Regions from separate parts of the Homo sapiens genome. Here region 2 is linked to region 1. A link is a contact called in ENCODE Hi-C or POLR2A ChIA-PET data. All regions are on one chromosome and are shown on one strand. The core of a region is the stretch at or near the end of the contact, and the rest is flanking DNA. Distances in the headings are between cores, read along the strand shown. Region 1 holds the start of GPAM (glycerol-3-phosphate acyltransferase, mitochondrial). Region 2 has its middle 22 kb from the start of TECTB.

Region 1 (3,529 bases), core at 439-2,938:
TGTATCCACACAAAATAGCTATGAATAGTATCCAAACAAAACATAGTATGCAAACAAAATAGTATCCAAACAAAATAGCTATGAATTGTATCCAAACAAAATAGCTATGAATAGTCATTTGCAAATGAAAATAAGAGCTTATTCTTATTTCATTTTTGTTAATTGAATAGTTCCTGGCAGAAGGAAGGCATGTTTATTTAATTAAGGCAATTAGGGCACCCCTTAAGTTCCCGTACTTAAATTAAGATCTTAATTTTCTTGTGATGTCCTAAAAGAACATTTTCACTTTTAATACAAAGGTAATACAAAGCTACAAAGCTCTGAAAGAAAAGCACACTATTTTGAAATATCTGATGTATAAGTTTTCATCCTTTTCGATAAGCTTTTTTCTACCCTAAGGAAAAAGATTCACTAAGAGTAAACTCCTAGAATAGATATTAATCCAAAATATAAAAACTTTCAAACATAATCTCTAGCCTCACATTATTTTTGCTTTTGGCTGTTTCTCACCTGGCCTAAAATTATTCCTTTAAAATCCTGAAAGGTCATGTCTAGATTAACAGTGTTCCTTTGGAAGGCATATTCCAATTTCTTTACAATCCCCACATGGGTTGGCTACAGTCACTGTTATTCTCGGCATAACCACCTATGTCCTTAAAAATTTAACATAAGTACAATCTAACATAACAGGCTAGGGGAGAGAATAAACCAATGCACCTGGGATGAAAGTTCTTCTGTTTCATAACATAAAACTTCAGGACTCAGCTATCAGTTTCGGGTGCAGAATGTCCATACAACAGGGGAGCCGCTGCTGCCTGAGAAAATGAAGTGAAGAGAGGATGAGGAGAGGACAAAGAGGCTCGTTTGTGCCAACAGGAGGTCCACGTTTTGCACTTCCTCCCTCCGCACAGTTCGCTCTAGGTCAAGGAGTAATAAAGAAGCAATATCCCAGAGGCACCAGCCAGCAGCATGCGCTGAGAGAAGCTGACTAGAGGATCTGAAAAGGACAGAGGCTGGAAGACCAGCTGTGAGGTTTAAATCTTCCACTGCTTACCATCTGTGTGATTTTTTATTACCATAAGTTGGTTAACTTCTATGCCTTAGTTTTCCCATCTGGAAAATGGGCAGAATGATAGCTCTTAACCTCCTGGATTGTTGAGAGGACGGAATAATATAAACAAAGGGTCTACCACAGTGTGTAACACACAGTGAGCGCTCAGTCCAATCAATGGTAACGCTGTCATTAATTATCTCCAGCATACCGGCTGCTCTCAGAGTACCCCTTACTGCCTCAATGTTCCCTAGGGACCCAGGCGGGCTGGCTGGCGGCGCCTCCGCGCGTGCAGATACTTAGGGGACTGAGTCCATAAGGACTCCTTCCAACCCAGGGGAACCCATGCCCCAGCGCAGTCTCCCCAGGAGAGATGAATCCTGATCCCCACCCCTGCACGAGCCCGACCGATTTCTCAGGGAGAAGACCGGAGCTCGGGTGTCAGGGAATAGGGGACACGACTGCCCCAGCAACTTGCAGGAGTCGCACCACCTCCATGCACTTGTCCCGGCGCTCCCGGCCCGAGTAGCCTCCCGCAGCCCACACCTGCCCTGGCAGTTCGCACCCTAGCAGCTCCAGCTTCGGCTGCTGCAGAAGCCCGCACTTCCAGTCCCGGCCAATGCCAGCTGCAGTGGCGCACCCTGATGACGCAACCGGCGCGTGGCATTGACGCGGGGCCGCCGGCTAGCCAGCGCCGGGGGCGGGGCCCGGCCTGCGAGCCTCAGGGAGCGTGAGCGGATCCGAGGGTGTAATGTGTGTACTCGAGTGTGCGTGCCTGTGTGTGGCTAAAGATAGTGTGTGAGCGCCTGGACAGATGGTTACCCTGCCTAGGCCATGCGTGTGTGAGTGTGTGTGGGTACCTCATTCTGCTTTGTGTAAATTCAGCTTATCCGGGAGCTTGTCCCTCTTCCAGGCTCTGTTGGGAATGTGCGCGTGGGCTATCAGGTTATGTGTGTGGTCTGACTTTTTATGAGATCTGTAAGACTATGTAGGATTTACTACGAATGGGAGAGGCAGGGATTGCAAATGGCCATGTTGTGTAATTTCTACCAAAGTGGCTGAGTGCCTTTTCCTTTAAGGAGGAAAATGAGATATGAAAAGAAGCAAATAAGGCTTGTAGTATAAAAAGCCTCAGTTAGGAGAAATAAGGGCTTTTTTCCCCCTTCGGACTATATGTTACACAGCATGGTGAATATAGTAAATAATAATGTATTATACAGTTCAAAATCGCTAAGAGTACATTTCAAAAGTTCTCACCATGAAAACTGAGAAGTATTTGAGGTGGATATGTCAATTAGCTTGATTCAGTTATTCCACATTGTATTCATAAGTCATAACATCGATTTGTACCCCCTAAATATATGCAACTATTTAGATAGTTTAAAATTTATAGCAATCCAGTCTAGCCAGCTAAGATGGAGCAACAGGACTGAATTTACTCTCCTGCCTAAAACAACTAAAAACAAAAACAAACAGGCATTTATAAGACAATGGCTTTTAAACGTTGTGCTGGACAGTGGTCCTTGAGGAGGGAAAACAAATGAGGTGAGCCCTATGATTGCCTTGATTTACTAACTAGAGGGAGCAGCCAAAAAGAGCTAGGCAGACTCCCTGAGTTGAAGAGATAGAACTGGGAGAGCAGGGAGGCCAAAGCAGCTGGAACTGTGAGTTGTATATCAGAAAGGAGAAAGCTACACAGAGAAAGAAGGAGCTGTGGAGATCTACAACAGATCTCACTCCAGTCTTCCGCTGATTAGAGCATGTGTGTGAGGAAGCTACCTAAGGGCAGGAAATAATCATGTATGAAGAAAAGAGAGAGCAATTACTAAAGTTTGCACAGGGTAGGAAATTAATTCTGCTCCCACAAGGCAGAGTAGAAAGATACCCAGTGATTATACAGGACCAGAAATAGTGCCTGATCCTGGCACCCCGACTGGAAAACCTCATAATTCACAACTCAAATGGTTTTGCTTCAGTAGTGGGGCAAAATTAGCTCTAATGTAAAAGCTACTCTGATTCTATCTTAGAAATCTTAAAAGCCAGCCACCAAAGGATTAAACCGTTTTTGAGAACAAAGTGTCCCAGAGCAAAGCACAAGAATATTTACAGGAAATTAAAAATAACCAACACCTAACAAGGTAAAATTTGCAACATCTGGAATCCAAACAGAATTATCAGGCATGCGAAAAGAAGCAGGAAATGAGAAAAAAAAATCAACCAATTGAAATCATCCCAGAAATGACAGAGATGATAAAATAAGAGAACAAGGACATTAAGAAAGTAATTATGACTGTATTCAATGTTTTCAACAAGTAGAAAAAATAAACTGAGCATGGGAAGTAGAGATGTGAAAAATCTTTAAAAAAAAAAAAGACACAAACCAAACATCTAGGAGATAATAAAACCACATCTAAGATTTTTAACACCCTAACACACACACACAGACACACACACACACACACACACACACACACACAC
Region 2 (3,243 bases), core at 589-3,088, 78 kb after region 1:
CTGTATAAATTGACTGATTATATAATTGCTTGTACAGGGGAAATTGATTCTATAGGGGAAAGAAAAAGAAAATACATCAAAATATTAATAGTGATTATTTCTGGGTGTGGGATTATTGGTGGTTATTTTATATTTTGCACTTTACAACATTTTTGTGATGAACTTATGTTATATTAATATTTATTACCAGAACAGTAAAAAGACTTTAGAAATTCTATCCATTCTTGAAAACCTTGTCAAAGGCCAAACCAGCAAAGCCTTTAATTATCCCTGATTGGGAACAAGAGGAACATCCCCTAGTGATTTGCTCCTCTCTGTGTTGCTTATGACATGCCTTGTATTGCAGTTATTTGTTTACCTTTCTTGTCACCCCACCTTTATGGTGAGTGCTTCAGGGTTGTGCTGTATTTGCCTTGAATGTAGAAAGCACACATTGCATATTTGTTAACTAAAGATGTATTGGATGATTTGTTGTGATATCACATTCAAAATATACCCCATATCAGACTACTTCTCCACCTCAGCTCTGGTCCCTGGTACCATGCTGACCTCATGTCTTATGACTTTTCCTAACTCACAGTCCAGCCATACTGGCCTCCTTGCTACTCTTCCATCTCCCCATACAGGCTCCTGTCTCTAATACTTTTTGCTTCTTGTTATCGCTGCCTGGAAGAACTCCTCCCCAGTCATTGGTGTGGCTTTGTACTCTCTAATCCTCCTTCAAGTCTTTGTTCAAACGTCTCCTTTACCTCCTAAAACACAACGGCAAAACTTCAAATAACCCAACTTAAAAATGGCCAAAGGACTTGAATAGACATTTCTTCAAAGACAACACACAAATGGCCAACAGGTATATAAAAAGAAGTTCGACATTGCTAAGCATCAGGTAAATGTAAATCAAAATGACAATGAGATATCACCTCACACCTATTTGGCTGTTCTTTAAAAACAAAAGATAAGTTGTGGTGAGGATATGGAGAAATGGGAACCTTTGTACACTGTTGGTGGGAATGGAAAATGGTATAGCGGCTATGGAAAACAGTATGGCGGTTCCTTGAAAAATTAAAAATAGAACTACCATATTATCCAGCAATCCCACTACTGGGTATATATCAAAGGAAATGAAATCAGTATGTCGAAAATAAATCTCCACTTCTGTGTTTATTGTAGCATTATTCACCATAGCCAAAATAAGGAAACAACCTAAATGTCTATCAATGGATGAATGAATAAAGCAAGTGTGGTTATACACACATAATGGAATATTATGAAGCCATAAAAAGAAGGAAATCCTGCCATATGCCAAAACATGGACGAACTGGAGGACATTATGCTAAGTGAAATAAGCCAGATACAGGACAAACACTACATGATTTCCCTTATATAATGTATCTAAACGTGTCAAACTCATAGAAACAGAGAGTAGAATGGTAGATGTCAGGGGCCGGAGGAGGAGCAATGGGGAGTTACTATTCAACAGGCATAAAGTTTTGGTTATACAAAATGAGGAAGCTCTGGAGGTCGGCTGCACAACCTTGTGTGTGTAGTTAACTTAGATTTTTGTTGATGGGATAGATCTCATGTTACCTGTTCTTACCACAGTTTTATATATATACATATATATGTCTCCCCTTCTCAGCGAGGCCTACCCTGAACCCCACTCTCCACTCCTAGAACTTCCTTTCTCCTTCTCTTGCTTTGCTTTTCCCCATAGTTCTTTTCACCACTATGTATTTCACTTATTTGTTGTGGTCCACCTCCCTCAGTTAGGAAGGTCTTCAACAGAGCCCTGCACAGAGAAAGAGCAGGCACTTGATAAATATGTGCTGAATCATTCATGTCTCATGCCACAGCCACTGCGCTTTACTCCTCTTGCTTGACTCTTAGGACATAGCTCCAGTTGCAAGTTTAACTTGAACTCTGAGGCCAGGCAGCTTCTTTCAAAACTAATAATGTTCAAGTGGCAAAGTTCAGTTGCAGCAAAGCATTAATTGCTCACGTGAACATCAAAGTTTCCAAAGCCTTGTGACCTTGCTTCCCTAAGACCCAGAAAGGGGAGTCCTGGACATCAAAGGAATCCATCAAGTGTTACCGACAATCATTCCAGCGATGCTGAAAGTCTAATGTTTTCAATGACCCCTGGCCTCTCACTTGAGCAATAAACCCAAAAGTGATTTTCCTCTTCAAATTTCCTTTCCCTAGTCAGACCAACAGGCACACACAGAAGCATGAAATAATGGTGCAATAGAACAGGGCTGGACTAAGAAGTCAGGGAGCTAACTTCTAATCTAGCCTTCTTCACTTCATATCTGTGAGTATGGGTGAGTCCCTTACTATCTGAGCCGCAATTTCCTCATTTTTTAAAAAAAGAATTCAATCTAGATCATCTCCATATACCCACTTTTCTTGCTCTGAAACATTAGTGTTCCATGAAATGCTAAGTCTCTGCAAAGAGGATGCTAGAACCATCCAGGGTTGCATTTCCTCAATTCCTCCATGTGAACCCTGTCGTTTTTCTTCATTTCTTTCCCCCGCATAAAACTACCTTCTGTCATATCGCAGGGCAATTCTAATTATGAGGTTCTTAAGAGGATCTCCTGAGCTTATTCCATCCCTAAACTGGAACAGGCATAAAGATCTGTTGGGGCTCTATGAGTATGAAATGCACTAATGTGTACAAACCATCTGTCTCAGTGCCGGCATATAGCAGGCTCCTGGTAAATATTCATTTTGTCCCTTTCACGTCCTTTTCAGGGTTCTATTCTGATGAGCCTAGGAAAAGAGAGAATGCATGAAACCATTAGCCCAGCCTCCATCTGATCACACTTGCCATCTTCATCTTCAGAAATGACAGCGCAACTGCGTTGCCTTGGTCCATACAATTCCACCAGGGCTTGGTCAGATCATCATGATGTCAACAGGCATTTTGTGGATCATTCCCAATGGCTTTATTTTTTGCAACATATATTCTCTCATTTAATCTTCACAACAGCCCTATTAAATAGCTATCGTATTCCATGCTACAGATGAGGAAATTGAGGAACACATGTTGCTGAGGGTTATCACAAGCTGGTAAGTGACGAGTTGGGCACTCAAAATTAGGTTTTCCAGTGCATAGCTCCTTCCTCCTTCCCAAAGCTGCAGAGTGAAATGGGTTTGAAGGGATGAGTCACTATCTGAAAATGTTGGGTCGACATGCGCCAAGTTGGAGGAGTTAACATTGGCCTGGTCCCTAACATATTT

The links. A loop is a pair of places that touch in the nucleus more often than their neighbours do. ChIA-PET counts read pairs that join two places held with the same protein, here RNA polymerase II (POLR2A). Pooled maps may share reads with other maps.
Region 2: a loop to region 1 is called in a map of Caco-2, with 5 times the contacts of the local background. The contact joins the enhancer-like site here to the promoter of GPAM in region 1. A Hi-C loop is called at or near these places in 1 of 168 maps with a recorded cell type or tissue (Caco-2) and 3 of 50 pooled maps. POLR2A ChIA-PET finds 5 or more read pairs at or near these places in 1 of 52 experiments (AG04450).

What each region holds. Positions count from the first base shown.
Region 1 is chr10:112,182,077-112,185,605 of GRCh38, forward strand. It overlaps GPAM (glycerol-3-phosphate acyltransferase, mitochondrial), which reads right to left and starts at 1,689. Exons shown (of 22, transcript NM_001244949.2): 1 at 1,617-1,689; 2 at 718-815. RefSeq lists a silencer at 1,607-1,836.
Region 2 is chr10:112,259,518-112,262,760 of GRCh38, forward strand. No RefSeq gene overlaps it. Among named protein-coding and RNA genes, the nearest start is that of TECTB, 22 kb to the right of the region's middle. Within about 2 kb of position 1,839, at least 3 of the 41 ENCODE cell types and tissues checked have a DNase peak (open chromatin) inside an H3K27ac peak, as active enhancers do.